Linked DNA regions of Homo sapiens: region 1 is linked to region 2. Evidence: chromatin loops called from intact Hi-C (ENCODE). Cell type or tissue: K562. All regions are shown on one strand. Each heading gives the region's core, and the rest is flanking DNA. Links, peaks and the distances in the headings are about the cores only.

Region 1 (8,348 bases), core at 105-8,104, 50 kb after region 2:
TTGGATTATTCCAATAACCTATCTGATCTCCCTGCTTTCAACCTTTGTTAACTAATGGATCCCAAGTGCCTAGAACAGTATCTAACACACAACAGATAGTGGTATTCAATAAATTTGTTGTTATTTTGACTCCATGTCCTGTGTTCCTTTCTAGAGTTTTTTCTCTTATTTTATGAGTTATCTATCATGGGAGCAAGGGTGCTGCTCAGCATCTGAACCCTGCTTCTGTTTTGGGGAACTGTTTGTGCCAACAGGAAGCAGCTAACTCCTACTACAAAATCTAGAAACCCCAATTATTTACTTCGCCAGCTCTCCTGGCAACTAGAGTGTGGACACGTGACCCAGGCTTAGCCAATGACACATACCTTCCAGAATTGTCACTGGTAGCTTGGATAGTTTTTTTTTTTTTTTTGGTGGCAACAACATCTGGTTCTTCAGTCAGGGACAGGAGTGCCAGTGGAACTATCTTCCAAGGTCAGCAATGTCAGGCCTCATTCTATTTTTTATTTCTGTAAGTTTGACTACTCTAGATACCTCATATATGTGGAATCATAGAGTATTTGTCTTTTTATGACTGGCTTTTCACTTAGCATATTGCCCTCAAGGTTCATCCATTTTGTAGCATTCGTCAGAATTTCATTCCTTGTGGTGGGATGAGCCTGCAATCCTAGCTACTCAGGAGGCTAAGGCTGGAGAATTGCTTATGCCCAGGAGTTTGAGGCTGCAGTGAGCTATGACTGTGCCACTGCACTTCAGCCTGGGCAACAGGGTGAGACTCTATCTCTAAATAAATAAATAAAAGGAATTCCATTCCTTTTTAAGGCTGAATAATATTCCACTTTCACATTTTGTTTATTCATTCATTGAAAGTCATTTGGGTTGCTTCTACCTTTCAGCTACTGTAATGCTGCTATGAATGTGGGTGTACAAATAGCTCTTCAAGACCCTGCTTTCAAGTCTTGGATATGTACCAAAAATGGATTTTTTTTTTTTTTCTTAAACAGGGTCTGACTCTGTGGCCTAACCTGCAGTGCAGTGGCACGAATACAGCTCACTGCAACCTCAAACTCTTAGGCTCACGCGATCCTCCCACCTCAGCCTCTCGAATAGCCGGGACCACAGGAGCCTGCCACTATCCCCAGCTACTTTTACCATTTTTTTGTAGAGATGGAGTCTTGCCATGTTGCCAGGCTGGTCTTGAATTCCTAGGCTCAAGTGATCCTCCCACCTCAGGCCCCCCAAGTAGCTGAGACCACAGATGCACACCACAGAATTGTTGAATCATAGGGTAATTCTATTTATAACTCTTTGAGGAGCCACCATACTGTTTTCCACAGCAGCTGCACCATTTCACATTCCCATCAACAGTGCACAAGAGCTCCAATTTCTCCAAATCCTTGCTAACACTTATTATTCTCTTTTGAAAAAAATTTATTATTATTATTTTGTAATAAATCTTGCTGTGTTGCCCAGGCTGGCCGTGAACTCCTGGGCTCAAGTGATCCTCCCACTTCGACCTCCCAAAGTATTGGGATAACAGGCATAAGCCACCACACCTGGCCTTCTCTGTGTTTTTGATAGTAGCCATCCTAGTGAGTGTGCAGATACCTCAATATGGGTCCTCATTTGTTAACCATGCAATTACAATAGCCGCATAGCTGATTTCTCTGATCCTAGGCTCCATTTCCCTCAACCTGCTCTTCATACTGTCTTCAGAAAGGCATTTATCATCATGTAACTTCTCTGGTAAAAATTTCCATTGGCTTTCCATCCCTCTTAGGTAGGTCCGAACTCCTGATCATGCCACAGAGGAACCTATAAGACATGGCCTCTACCTATCTCTTCACCAATCCTTCTCTAGCCTCTTCCTTTTCTCCCACTGTCCTCCTACAACTGACTGAAAGCTCTCTGAGGGCATGTATTTCCAAAATCCAGCACATCTTCTGTTACTCAAAAAACATGCAAAAACATTTTTTGAATGATGAATAAAACAATAAAATAAGGCCGGGTGCAATGGCTCATGCCTGTAATCCTAGCACTTTGGGAGGCCGAGGCGGGTGGATCACCTGAGGTCGGGAGTTCGAGACCAGCCTGGCTAAAGCGGCAAAACCCTGTCTCTACCAAAAATACAAAAATTAGCCAGGTGTGGTGGCGGGCGCTTGTAATCCCAGCTACTTGGGAGGCTGAGGCAGGAGAATTGCTTGAACTCTGGAGACAGAGGTTGCAGTGAACTGAGTTTGTGCCTCTGCACTCCAGCCTGGGTGACAAGAGCGAAACTCCATCTCAAAAAAAAAAAAAAGAACTATCCCCAGGTGACAGAAATGAAAAAACAAAGAGCAACAACAGAAAAGTAACTAGGGGCTAGGAGTCTAACATGCACACCAGGAAAACAGGTGTGAAGGGTCATGAGACAAGGAGAGCTAGAACTGAGCTCCAGCATATAGCTCAAAGTACCAGCAAACTCCATGGAAAATAACAAGGAGCTTACCTCCATCTTGCACTTCATGTGGGGGTGGGGGAAAGTCACCTATAGGAAAACAAATCTCTCAATCCATGCCATGTATAGACATGCATACTAAATTTTATGCAGTACTCATCCTGTATAAAACATGAGGCGGTGGAACTGTAAGCCAAGAAATTAATATAAAAATTGGTCCATAACTACTAAAGTACCCAGAGACTAAAAAAAACAAGCCTAAACCACTATTTCACAGAGCATCTGTGGCTCCCACAGACTAAACATCACCAATTGAATGTGAGCTCATAAATAAAAACTAAAAAACATACAGGTTAAAAAAATACTACAAATGGTAGTAGCCAGCAGATACACAGATCAAATTAATAGCCCTCCCCAAATTTGACATATTTAAGTAATCTGAAAATATAAGTTAAGTATGTGTATTAGGCTGTTCTCACATGGCTATAAATACCTGAGACTGGGTAATTTATAAAGAAAAGAGGTTTAATTGGTTCATGCTTCTGCAGGCTCTACTTGGAAGCATGGTGGCTTCTGCTTCTGGGGAGGCCTCAGGGATCCTTTACTCAGGGCGAGCAGGCATTTTACATGGCAGAAGCAGGACTGAAAGCGGGGGAGGTGCTACACACTTAAACAGCCAGATCTCATGAGAACTCACTCACTATCACAAGAACAGCACTGAGGGAATGGTGCCAAACCATTCATGAGAAACCGCCCCCAAGATCCAATCACTTGCCATCAGGCCCCACCTCCAACACTGGGGATTACAATTTGACATGAGGTTTGGGAGTGGACACAGATCCAAGCCATATCAGTATGTTTAAAGTTATAAAAGAGATGAAAGCAATAGAAGCCATAATGAAATAGAACAGTATAGGAAAAACAGGATAGGCAGAACTGAAAAAGGACCAAATAGAATTTCTAGAGATAAAATCTAATTATTAAAATAAAGACTTAATGAACAGCTAAGTAGCAGATTAGAAATAGTTATGGAAAGAACTGTAAGTGAAAGAGAGCTGAGAAAATTAACTGCAATGAATCACAGACATGGAAAGACATGGAAAAAATAAAGAGTTCTTAAACAACATAGACGATAGAATGAGGATACAAATAGGAATCCCAGAAGGAAAGAACAGAGCTATTAGGGAACAGGAAACAGCTTAAGTAATACCACCTTAGAATTTTCTTTTTTTTTTCTTTTTTTTTGAGTCTTGCTCTGTTGCCCAGCCTGGAGTGCAGTGGCGCGATCTTGGCTCACTGCAAGCTCCACCTCCCGGGTTCATGCCATTCTCCTGCCCCAGCCTCCCCAGTAGCTGGGACTACAGGCACCCACCACCACGCCCGGCTATTTTTTTTGTATTTTTAGTGGACAGGGTTTCACCGTGTTAGCCAGGATGGTCTTGATCTCCTGACCTCGTGATCTGCCCGCCTCAGCCTCCCAAAGTGCTGGGATTACAGGCGTGAGCCACTGCGCCCAGCCAGAATTTTCTATAATAGGAGACTTTAATTATTTCATGGAAGCAGCAGCCAGGGTCCTAAAGAAGAGGAAATAAAAACATGCAAACTCGGATTCATGATAAAACATCAAAACATAACATCAAAGACTGAAGGAAATCTTAAAAGCAAACAGAAGAGAGATTACTAAGGAAAACAAGACAATCAGAATGATAGCAAAACATCTCATTAGCAACATATGCCACAAGACAATGAAGTAATATTTTCAAAATGCTGAGGAAAAATAACTAAGAATTCTATATTCGGGAAGCAATGATAAATTAGACATTTTCAAACAAAGATTGAGAGTTTACCACTCTTAAACTCTGGCTGAACAAATTACTAAAGGATGTCCTTCAGTACGGATTCCTTCTTGAAGTGTTTTTAAATCCATAAAGTGCACAGGGTTACAGGCCGGTCGCAGTGGCTCACCCACCAGCACTTTGGGAAGCTGAGGTAGGTGGATCACTTGAGTTCAGGAGTTCAAGACCAGCCTGGGCAACATGGCAATACCCTGTCTCTACAAAAAAGTGCAAAAATTAGCAGAGTTTGGTGGTGTGCCTATAATCCCAGCTACTCAGGAGGCTGAGGCGGGAGGATGGCTTGGGCCTGGGAGGTCGAGGCTGCAGTGAGCCATGTTTGCGACACTACACTCCAGACTGGGTGACAAAGCAAGACCCTGGGTACTTTAGTAGTTATATATACATGTGTATATATATGTGTATATATGTATATATGTGTATATATGAATATATGTGTATATATGTGTATATGTATATGTGTGTATATATGTGTATATACATATACACACAAAGCAAGACCCTGTCTCACACACACACAAAAATATTTATAGTATTTATTTATTTATTTATTTATATAAAAATATTTATATATTTTTGTGTATATATGTGTGTATTTTTATGTGTATATATATATACACACACACACACACACACACATACAGAAAAGAAGTAAATTATACTAAAATACAGTTACTTTGGACATGTATGTACAAAAAATTGAATTTAGACACACACTTTACACCTTTCCCAAAAATTAACTCAAAATGGATAATAAATCTAAGTGTAAAATGCAAAACTACAAAACTCCTAGAAGGTAACATAGGAGAAAATCTACATGCCCCTGGATTTGGCCACGACTATTTAGTTACAACACCAAAAGAATGTCCCAGGAAAGAAAAAAATTGACCAGTTGGACTTCATTAAAATTGAAAACTGCTCTGTGAAAGATGCTGTTGAGATAATGAAAAGATAAGTCACAGACTCAGAGGAAATCTTTGAAAAACACATATTTGATAAAGAACTGGTGTCCAAAATATACAAAGAACTCTTAAAACTCAATAACGAGAAAACAAAAACCCAATTGAAAAATGGGCAAAAGATCTAAACACCTCCTTTTACATAGATGACAAATAAGCATAAAAAAAGATGTTCCAGGGCTGGGTGTGGTGGCTCATGCCTGTAATCCCAGCACTTTGGGAGGCCAAGGTGGGTGGATCACCTGAGGTCAGGAGTTCAAGACCAGCTTGGCCATCATGGTGAAACCCCGTCTCTACTAAAAATACAAAATTAGTTGGGTGTGGTGGTGTGCACCTGTAACCCCAGCTACTTGGAAGGCTGAGGCAGGAGAATCACTTGAACCAGGGAGGCAGAAGTTACAGTGAGCTGAGATCGCACCATTGCACTCCAGCCTGGTCAAAAAAAGTGAAACTCCGTCTCACAAAAAAAAAAAAAAAAAAAAAAAGATCTTCCAAATCATATGTCATTAGAGAATGGCAATTTAAAACAACAATGAGATACCACTACACATCTATTAGAATGGCTAAAATACAAGACACTGACAACACCAAATCCTGGCAGTGATGTGAACCAATAGTAACTCTTACCCACTGTAGTTGGGAATGCAAAAACAGATACTTTGGCAGTTTCCTAGAAAGTAAACATAAACTTACCATACAATCCAGCAATCACGCTCCTTGGTACTAAATGTGTTGAAAATTTATGTGTACACAAAACCTACACATGAATGCTTATGGCAGCTTTATTTGTAACTGCCCAAACTTGGATGTGACCCAGATGTTCCTCAATAGCTCAATGGATAAACAAACTGTGGTATATTCATATAACGAAATATTATTCAGCAATAAAAAGAAATGAGCCATCAAGCCATTAATAGACATGGAGAAACCTCAAATGCATTTTGTTAAGGGAAGGAAGCCAATCTGAAAAGGTTACATACTGTATGATTCCAACTATATGGAAAAGGTAAAACTATAGAGACAGTAAAAAGATCAGTGGTTGCTACGGTTTCGGGAGAAGAGAGGGATGAACAAGTAGGAAACAGCGGATTTTTAGGGCAGTGAAACTATTCTGTACAATACTATAATTGTGGATACACGTCATCATGCATTTGTCAAAACTCACATAATGTATAACACCAAGACTGAACCCTAATGTAAGCTACGGAATTTAGTTAGTAATAAATCAATATTGACTCAATTGTGACAAACATATTACACTAGTATAGGATGTCAATAACAGGGAAAATTGTGTGCGTGGTGAGGGAGAAAGGGCACGTTTGGGAACTCTCTGTACTTTTCCATCAATATTTTTCTGTAAGTCTAAAACTGCTTCCAAAAAACCATCTATTGATAAAGAGAAAATTAAAAAACAATAAAAACAGCAACAACAAAAACAATATCTTGACATATGGGAAGATGAAAATTAAAACGTTCTAAGTTCCTCATATTGTTTAGGAGAAACAGATGTTAATTATCTTTAGACTTTCAGTCAAATAATGCATATCAAAAATTCAAAAGAAACTGCTAAACAAAAAGAGGATGAAGTAAAACAACTCTCCGTTATAAAGCAACTCTATTCTTTTTAACTGTGGCAGCTTACCTGAGATTCCAGAACCTCCAACTTATGTTTCCTTGCATGAAGAGCTTTACTTGGAAAAGCCCAATAATAATTAGAAGTTCCGATCCTCTCACAGTCAACCATACCATCATCAACTAAGCTTTGAAGGACTTCTTTTACTGACATAGCAGCTAAGAGACAATTTTTAAAGACTCTATGTTAGAAAAACACCATAAATAAAATTAAAGGACAAATAACTGGGGAAACACTTGCAAAACATATCACAAATCAAGAGTTAAAAAGTTAATAAGCTCTTAAAAATAACAACATGCACAACAATGAAACTGCCTAAGGAAACATTTCTTAGAATGTATCCCCATCCTTAAGCAAAGCATGACTTATACAGGAGCCTAGGGGAAAACAAGTAATATACAGGATTAAGAACAGGACCTGAGTTCTAATCCTAACTCTTAGCAGTAACACTGGATGACTCTAGGGCAAATTGTTCTTTATGCCTAATTTAAAAAATCTATTAGATATGATCATTTCCATACTTACTTTGGTGCATAGCAGTAATGTCAATAAAATGTTACTTGTGAGAAGCCTTTGAAAAAGCAAAACAAAACTACAGAAATGCAAGTTTTTCTCTCCCAATAGATTATCTAGTAATAGAAGATGCTAGCATCAGTGCTTAGTAAATAATTTTAATGGTGTTAACACTCATAGTCTGTTGCTATATGGTATCTTTTCCTTTTCTAAATAATGTTTCTTTTTTAAAAAAGATGTTGGGTAATTTGGCCATCATCTTATACTGCAGAAAAAAATTGTCAATAACTGGGAGGGAAAATAGGTAAGAAGAAAAGGAATTTAGTTAATACAATAAATTTTTCCATCTTGTAGACTGGATTGAATTTTGTTTTTTGTTTTTGATCCTTCAAGATACAGTTGAGATTCCATTACCTACAATTTGTCTGGGGACATTAGGACACTGGTGTAATTAATATTGTATAGTTGACCCTTGAACAGTACAGGTTTGAACTGCATGGGTCCAGTTATATACATGGATTTTCTGCCACCTGAGACAGCAACACCACTTCCTCCTCCTCCTCAGCCTACTCAATGTAAGATGACAAGGATGAAGAACTTTATGATGATCCACTGCCACTTAATGAATAGTAAATACATGGTATGGCTTCCTGTCAACAGCAGGCTATCAGTAGTTAAGTTTTGGGGGAGTCAAAAATTACATGCAGATTTCCAATTGTGTGGGGGATTGGTATCCCAATCTTGAACAACATAGGTGTTGTTCCAGGGTCAACTGTGTATTTAAACTTAAGAAATTTGCATATCTTTAAGAAGTAGCAGAACCAATTGTTCACTGATGACTGTAAAGAGAATAATTGTGTGGTGTACATAAAAGTGTGAGGGACTCTCAGTGGTTGTCTGGTTTCACTTGTATGTATACTCATAATAAAAGAGGTTTTTTCATTTTGAAACAA
Region 2 (8,348 bases), core at 143-8,142:
CCCAGCCCAAATATACCCTTAATAGTTAATATTAATATTTAAACAAAACTAAAGCATTATCACGTCATGGTTTTGATCTTAAAAAAAAAATCATTTGTAAATCTGCCTGGACTGAGATGGATGGATTTTTATTGTCCTACTTTGATGAGCACTGGGGGGATATGGTTATCATCCTGCTTTTGTTCTACCAAAAGGGGTGAAGAACATCTGCATTTTACACTTTATTTAACATTAATAAAATGATAAACACAGTTACAGGCAAACGACAATTCAGTACACTTAGTTAGATAATAGTTTAAAATTTACATATTCACAAGCTTGTACATCCTTCACCACCATGGAATATTTTAGTCTATGTAGTCAAAGTCTTCTGGAATTCCAAAAGTTCTATCAATTTTATTTTCTTCAAACCCAAATTTTCTTTTGGCCCAAGATTTTATTGCGAATATGTTATCTATAAAGAAAATTGAGAAATAATTTTGAGAAAAACACAATCATAAAACATTTCAAGTATAATTATCTTCATTGTTCTTTTACTTCCTTCTATTAACTTTCAGATATATCAAAATAAGGAGTTTTCTGTATTTTTAAGAGTAATGGCAACTAATTAAAAAGTACTTAAGGCCAGGTGCGGTGGCTCATGCCTGTAATTCCAGCACTTTGGGAGGCCGAGGCAGGGTGATCATGAGGTCAGGAGTTTGAGACCAGCCTGGCCAATATGGTGAAACCCATCTCTACTAAAAATACAAAAATTAGCCAGGCATGGTTGGTGGCGGGCACCTGTAATCCCAGCTACTCGGGAGGCTGAGGCAGGAGAATCGTTTGAACCTGGGAGGCGGAGGTTGTGGTGAGCCGAGATCACACCATTGCACTCCAGCCTGGGCAACAGGAGTGACACTCCGTATCAAAAAAAAAAAAAGTATTTAAATACTATTTTGAACAAGTTAATAGATCTCATATTTAAAAATTCTGTAAGCTGCTTGCTGCTAAATACCAGACTTAAGAATAATAGAAAAACAGGGACAGGTTAATGGTGTCTCTTCTACATTTCCACAGCAGAGGCCAGGACTGTTGCCTCAGGAATTAAAGTTGCTCCTATTCCCAAAGGGAACACATTCTCTCCAGACTCTTCTTCCTGTCCTACAGACAGTAATGGCTTCCAGACAATCAGGCCAGTACTAGGGAGAGGGGGTGGGGAGCAGGGAAAGGGGTTCTCTTAAGACTAAGAACAGAAATGTCCTCAGCATCTCCTGGGGGGATTTAAAATGCATTAACAACTGAAAAAAAGTGGTATGTCTACTTCAAGGGATTTATCCCAAGGAAATAAAACAAACTGTGTACAAGGACTTTTGGTCAAGGGTCTTTATCCCAGTGCCATAATAGAAAAAATAAAAGCAATCTAAATGTCTACTCATCAGGAAGCTAGTGAGGGAGGCAGGACCGTGACAGTGTGCTCACAGTGGCTGCACTGGGGAGGGTGGGAGGAACAGTGGATTTTTTTTCCTTTTTTTTTTTTTCCCCTTGAGACAGGATCTTGCTTTGTCTCCCAGGCTGGAGGGCAGTGAGTGGTATAATCTCAGCTCACTGCAGTCTCCACCTTCTAGGCTCAGGCAACCCTCCAACCTCAGCCCCACGAGTGGCAGAGACAACAGGCGTGCACCACCATACCCGGCAACTTTTGTATTTTTTGTAGGGATGAGGTTTCACCATGTTGCCCAGGCTGGTCTTGAACTCCAAGCCCAAGAAATCCACCCACCTCGGCCTCCCAAAATGCTGGGATTACAAGTGTGAGCCACCGTGTCCAGCCTTTCTTTTCTTAATTTCATACATTTCTTTAATGTACATACACAACCTTTATGATGAAAATGTATTACACTCACAGAAAAAATAATGGTATAAGATTTTATAGCTTGTCGGAGTATTCTGTAAAATGTTAAACACTCTGTTAGTAGTGATAATGAAGTAAAGGGTTAGAATAGGTTCTTCTGGAATGTTATGGGCTGAATCATTTCCCCCCAAATTTGTATGTTGAAGTCCTAGCCCCTACTACCTCAGAATGTGACTATATTGAAACAGATCTTTAAAGAGGTGATCAAGTTAAAATGAGGTCATTGGGGTGGGCCCTAATCCAGTAGGATTGGTATCTTTATAAGAAAAGGATCATGAGGTCAAGAGATCGAGACCATCCTGGCCGACATAGTAAAATCCTGTCTCTACTAACAATACAAAAAGATTAGCTGGACATGGTGGTGTGCGCCTGTAGTCCCAGCTATTCCAGAGGCTGAGGCAGGGGAATCGCTTGAACCCGGGAGGCAGAGGGTGAAGTGAGCAAAGATTGCACCACTACACTCCAGCCTGGCGACAAAGCAAGACTCCGTCTCAAAAAAAAAAAAAAGAAAAAAAAGAAGAAAAGGATTGGCTGGTTGCGGTGGCTCACGCCTGTAATGCCAGCACTTTGTGGGGCCGAGGCAGGCAGATTGCCTGAGGTCAGGAGTTCGAGAGACCAGTCTGGCCAACATGGTGAAACCCCGTCTCTACTAAAAATACAAAAAAAATTAGCCGGGCATGGTGGTGTGCGCCTATAATCCCAGCTACTCGGAAGGCTGAGGCAGGGAAATTGCTTGAACCAGGGAGGTGGAGGTTGCGATGAGCTGAGATTGCACCACTGCACTCCAGCCTGGGCGACACATCAAGACTCCATTTCAAAAAAAAAAAAAAAAGGAAATTTGGACACATGGAGAGACACAGGAAAAACTGTGAGAGGACACAGGGAGAAGGAAGACCTGGAGAAACCAAACCTGCCAACATCTTGATCTTGAAATTTGATCCTCCAGGATGGTGAGAAAAATTTCTGTTGTTTAAGCCACCCTATCTGTGATGTTTTGTTGCGGCATCTCTAGCAAACTAATACATGGAGTTTCATCACTTTTTAAAATATTTTTTCTATGGAAGTTTATTTCCAAGTATCAAATATTGATAAACACATTTCTGGAATGAATTTTATGGAGAATACTACTGCATCAAATAGAATAATGTTAACAAAATTAACTTCTTTCAATCAAAGTGTTATGGAATGTCAACAGATATTAAAATGATCTTTACTCTTTGTAACAATCTAAAATGAATCTTTACTTTTCCTAACAACCTAAGAGAGAATGTTAAAATAACACCATAAGATATTCTAGGATAATTTTTACCAGTCTCTGCCCAACCAGTACATTCTTGCTAATCACATCCAAATGTTATGTCTGCTGCTACATAAGACAAGTATCAGGTGCACTGCAGGTATTACAGAATGTGAAAAACCTATGCCTTCAAGTTGACATAAGAGTGAAAAAAAATAATTTATTACTAAACAATTACAAAGTGATAGGTGTCTCAGAGAGAAAAGGCCAAGTCTTATGTGTATAGCTTACAGGATAGGCTTCATGAATACAGAAAGATTTCTAGGAAATGAGAGAACAGATACAACAATGTAGGAAGCTTGTAGGGAACAAACTTCAAACCTGGATCAGAAATGAGAATGAGGCACCAGGGTAAGACTATTGAACAGCCTCTACAGGAAGGATTTCCTGATTCATAGGAGGATAAGAAACCATTTCATTATAAACATTTAAAGGTTAAAAGCAAGAAAAAGAACAAATAAAAACCTCTCCACAACAATGCCTAATGGACCAATTCAAAGAAGACTCTGATTAAACATTTCTTTGAGCCACTGGATGTCGGCCTTCAAGATAAAATGCCACTGAGAATCTTGATAGTTCATTCTCTGTCAAATAATTTCCCTATTTAATGTAGAAATTTTTATGAATGGATATAGAATAATTTTTTTCTTTTAAAGAAACAACCTTAAGACGGGCAGAATTTCTGTTTGATTTATACGGTGACACAGCAAAGATACCTATAGGAATAGGATGGGCAATATCATTTGCAATGAATCTAGGTTGGGCCCTCATAACACCTGTCCCTCTTCACTCATTAAGATTCCTCTCATATGTGTTTACAAAAACCTCACCATCTTAATTATTAAGCAAGGTTTCATATGATATAATTGAAGTCACACTTAAAGTGTATTTAATATCATAAAACATTTAGATGTGGCATTTCTATACTTAGACTCTGAGGTAATCTCATCCTATAGAACTGAGATACTGAATTGTTGAACAGTATATATTCTCAATTCTAGCTACATTTTTAAGGACTTTTTTATTTTCTTGAGACAGTGTCTCACTCTTGCTCAGGCTGGAGTGCAGTGGCACCATCTCAGCTCACTGCAACCTCCGCCTCCTGGGTTCAAGCAATTCTCCTACCTCAGCCTCCTGAGTAGCTGGTATTACAGGTGTGCGCCACCATGCCTGGCTAATTTTTGTATTTTTAGTAGAGACAGTGTTTCATCATGTTGGCCAGGCTGGTCTTGAACTCCTGACCTCAAGTGATCCTCCTGCCTCGGCCTCCCAAAGTGCTGGGATTACGGGCATGAGCCACCACGCCCGGCCAGGACTTTTTTAAGTAAAAATAAAGCAAACTTTCTTTCTATATGATAATTTTAATATGAATATTAAAACAAACTTTAAAAGCTATATGATAAGTAAGACTGCAATTTCATTAAAAAACAAACTAAAGGCCAATTATATTGATTTTACCAATCTACCTAATTCTAAAATAGACTAGGAAAAAAATAATTCTTATTACTGTTTTCTTTTTGTTTGTTGTGAAGGTGGCGGTTTTCTGAGGTGTGATGCTTTCTCTCTTATCTCTGTCTTTGCATAACACATGTTTAAGCTGGAAGGAGTAAGTTGTAACTTTAAATGGAAATATGGTTCTTAACAGCTGTTTCTGCTGTTCTAAAAATATCTTTCTTCCTCATGGTTTTAAAAGTCCCAGGTTCTTCTGCAGCTAATAGGATAGGAAAAAAAAAAAGCCATTCCAAATGTTTTTCCAATTATAATTTTGGAAGTTTATGATCAATTGGAAAACATGAACTTTTTTAAGAGAAGAAAAGGAAAAGGGGAGTATTTATCTACGTGTCCAACATGGTGCTGAAGGGCTTACAAACTGTCTTATTTAATCCTCCCAAAATGGGAGGTAGGTATTATTTATCCACATTGAACAGATGAGGAAGTAGGCTGAGAGAGGGTCAAGAGGTCACACAGCAAGTAAGGAGAATAGCTTGGATTCTCTTCAAAGCCACGTTCCTCCCACTACACACACATGCTGCCTGTGCCTACTGTGTGCTGAGCCTCTTTGTTGAAAATACTGGGGGAAATCACCTTGGATTCGTATCTTATTTTTAACCTAAAAATCCACATTTATTTATACTTTGTGGGACACTTACTTCATGTCAGTTTGCTGTTTCACCCTCTGTTCTTATCACTAAAGCATTACCTTACTTAAGAAATAACTTTGTAATAAATAAAACTGCAATTTCAGAAAAAAAAAATCCGAAAGGCCAATTATATTGATTTTACCAGTCTATTTAATTCTAAAATAGAGTAGGAAAAAAAATTATTATATTTTTTGTGTGAAACAGAGGCCTGGACAGGGAGTCAGAGAAACCTGGCTCCAGCATCTGTTCTTGCAGTGACTAATCGCCTTTGACTAAACATAGTCATTTTAAGTCCAGCCAGAAAAGTTGGATTATAATTCCTGTTCTGCTGTCTGACACATGTGTGGCCTTGGACTCCTGAGGGTCTTAGTTTTGTCTCCTAAATTAGGGATAATAATCATATCTACCTCAAGATTATCATGGAGATAAAATGAGAATGAACCACAGACATTACAGTAACTGGCAAATAGTCCTCAACAAACCTTAGCTATTATTATTATTATTATTAGCAAGATGATAAATCTTTAAGATTTCATTATCTTAAAAGTGTATCTTACATTAATGTATATGAAAGTTAAGTGATTAGCCCAGGTGACTTATCTTGGGAAAAGTTGCACAAAAGTTAAACTGGAAGCAATCATTAGTTTTACAAAAATATCTTATGCTTTACAAAATGACTCATAAGATTATAAAAAAAACCTTAAATAACTGAAATGATTTAATATGTAAACATTTGAGTAATGCATACATTTTTCATTAACGTCCTTTCTTGAACAAAGCTAGCACAAGGTATCTGAATTTCACGTCGCAGTAAGTGTGAAGGGAATTTAGCTATAGTTTATCAGCATTATTATAGTACATACCAGTCCATCTGTTAGCAGCTTCTTTGGCTACTTTATTTGCTTGGCCTGAAAAAAAATTATATATATAAAATGAAATGTATTTATATATATATATATATATATACACACAAAATGATCTTTAGCTATGTATACATTTGTATTTTTTCATATGAACAAAATTTTTATAAAATTTATGTATAAAATGGCTATGAAAAAAGCTGAAATAGTGACATAATATTGTATTTTACAAACTCTTGCAAATTCCCAAGGAAATTTAGGGAGTTGCAGTAGTATTAGTAATTAATGGAAAGTCAAAGTGAACAATTTCCCTTTCCTAAGTGTCCATCATCATTGTACTTGCTCCTTTAAAGACAACATGTAAGTTTAAATGAGATGTTTTTCAAACAACTCACCATACCAAAATACAACAAAATAAGTTAAATTTAACGATAAGAATTTTACTATATAGGCATTATAAGACCACAATAAGTGTGACTCTAAAAAAAATTTTAGGGATAAGAAAGTAATCTCATAGCGGGAAGTATTTACTTTTACTTTAAATACACATCGTGCTATCAAATGTATCTGTATGTATATTATGTACTTCGAGTTACTCTGCACAGCATGTAACAATGCCATGATTAATGGGGCATTAACTATTACTTACAATGATGGCATTTTTAATTGAAAGATAATTTATATGTCACAAAATTCAGCATAGTAAACTATATAATTCAGTAATTTTTATTTATTTATTTACTTATTTAGGGACTGGGTCTCACTCTGTCTCCCAAGCTGGAGTACCATGGTGTGATCATAGCTCACTGCAGCCTCAAACTGGCGGGCTTAAGCAATCCTCCTGCCTCAGTTTTCTGAGCAGCTGAGACTACACGCATGCGCCACCATGCCCAGCTCATTTCTTGTAGAGATAGGGGTCTTGCTATGTTGCCCAGGTTGGCCTCCAACTCCTGGCCTCAAGTGATCCACCCCATCTTGGCCTCCTAAAGTGCTGGGATTACAGGTATGGGGCACCATGCCTGGCTTTCAGTGGTTTTTATGATAGTCACAAAATTGTACAACCATTACTACTATTTAATTCCAGAACATTTTTTCATCACCCAGAAAAAACCCTTGTGCCCCTTAGCACTCACTCCACATTCCTTCTCCCTCCGTCCCCTGGCAACTACTAACCTAGTTGCTGTCTTTTCTCTATGGATTTCCCTTTTGTGTACATTTCATATGAACGAAACATACGATATGTGGTCTTTTAGGTCTGGCCTCTCTCACTTAACACAATGTTTTCAAGGTTCATTCATGTATCAATACCTCATTCTTTTTTATGCGAAGTACTATTTTACAATTTGCTTATCCATTCATCAGCTGATGGACATTTGGGCTGTTTCTGCTAATACGAATAATTTTTGTGTGGACATATTTTCAATTATCTTGGGTATATATTTTGGCGAAGAGATAAATTGTTTGCCAAAGTGGTAGCACCACTTTATAATACCACCAGCAATCTAAGAGTTCCAGTCTCTCCACATTCTCATCACTTATTATTTTCTATTTTTTTTTGAGATGGAGTTTTGCTCATTGCCCAGGGTGGAGTGCAATAGCGCGGTCTTGGCTCACTGCAACTTCCACCTCCCAGGTTCAAGCAATTCTCCTGCCTCAGCCTCCTGAGTTGCTGGGATTACAGGCATGTGCCACCACACCCAGCTAATTTTGTATTTTTAGTAGAGATAGGGTTTCACCATGTTGGTCAGGCTGGTCTCCAAGTCCCAACCTCAGGTGATCCGCCTGCCTCGGCCTCCCAAAGTGCTGGGATTACAGGCGTGAGCCACCGTGCCCGGCCTCATTATTTTCTATTTTTACATTATAGCCATCCTAATGGGTGTTGATATGGTTTGGCTGTGTCCCCACTCAAATCTCATCTTGAATTGTAACACCCACAATTCCCACGTGTTGTGGGAGGACCCCAGTGGGAGGTGATTGAATTATGAGGGCGGGTCTTTCCTGCCCTGTTCCCATGATAGTGAATGAGTCTCACAAGATCTGATGGCTTTAAAAATGGGAGTTTCCCTGCACAAGCTCTCTTCTCGTCTGCCACCATGTGAGACGTACCTTTCACCTTCCACCATGATTGTGAGGTTTCCCCAAATACGTGGCACCGTAAGTCC

What was found. Peaks named below come from ENCODE experiments on the same cell type or tissue, not always from the same donor. Only the 100,000 strongest peaks of a DNase experiment are listed, where the experiment ranks them.
Region 1: a loop joins it to region 2, with 2.0 times the contacts of the local background. A loop is called at or near these places in 6 of 110 quality-filtered maps.

The regions. Positions count from the first base shown.
Region 1 is chr4:153,357,166-153,365,513 of GRCh38, reverse strand. MND1 (meiotic nuclear divisions 1) reads right to left here. Exons shown (of 8, transcript NM_032117.4): 4 at 6,892-7,040. Among named protein-coding and RNA genes, the nearest start is that of MND1, 17 kb to the right of the region's middle. In K562, for the core only: no CTCF peak of the experiment used is centred there; a DNase peak (open chromatin) is centred at 3,193.
Region 2 is chr4:153,406,857-153,415,204 of GRCh38, reverse strand. It overlaps MND1 (meiotic nuclear divisions 1), which reads right to left. Exons shown (of 8, transcript NM_032117.4): 7 at 6,190-6,234; 8 at 87-454. The coding sequence ends at 348. Among named protein-coding and RNA genes, the nearest start is that of TMEM131L, 55 kb to the left of the region's middle. In K562, for the core only: no CTCF peak of the experiment used is centred there; DNase peaks (open chromatin) are centred at 4,784, 5,124 and 5,584.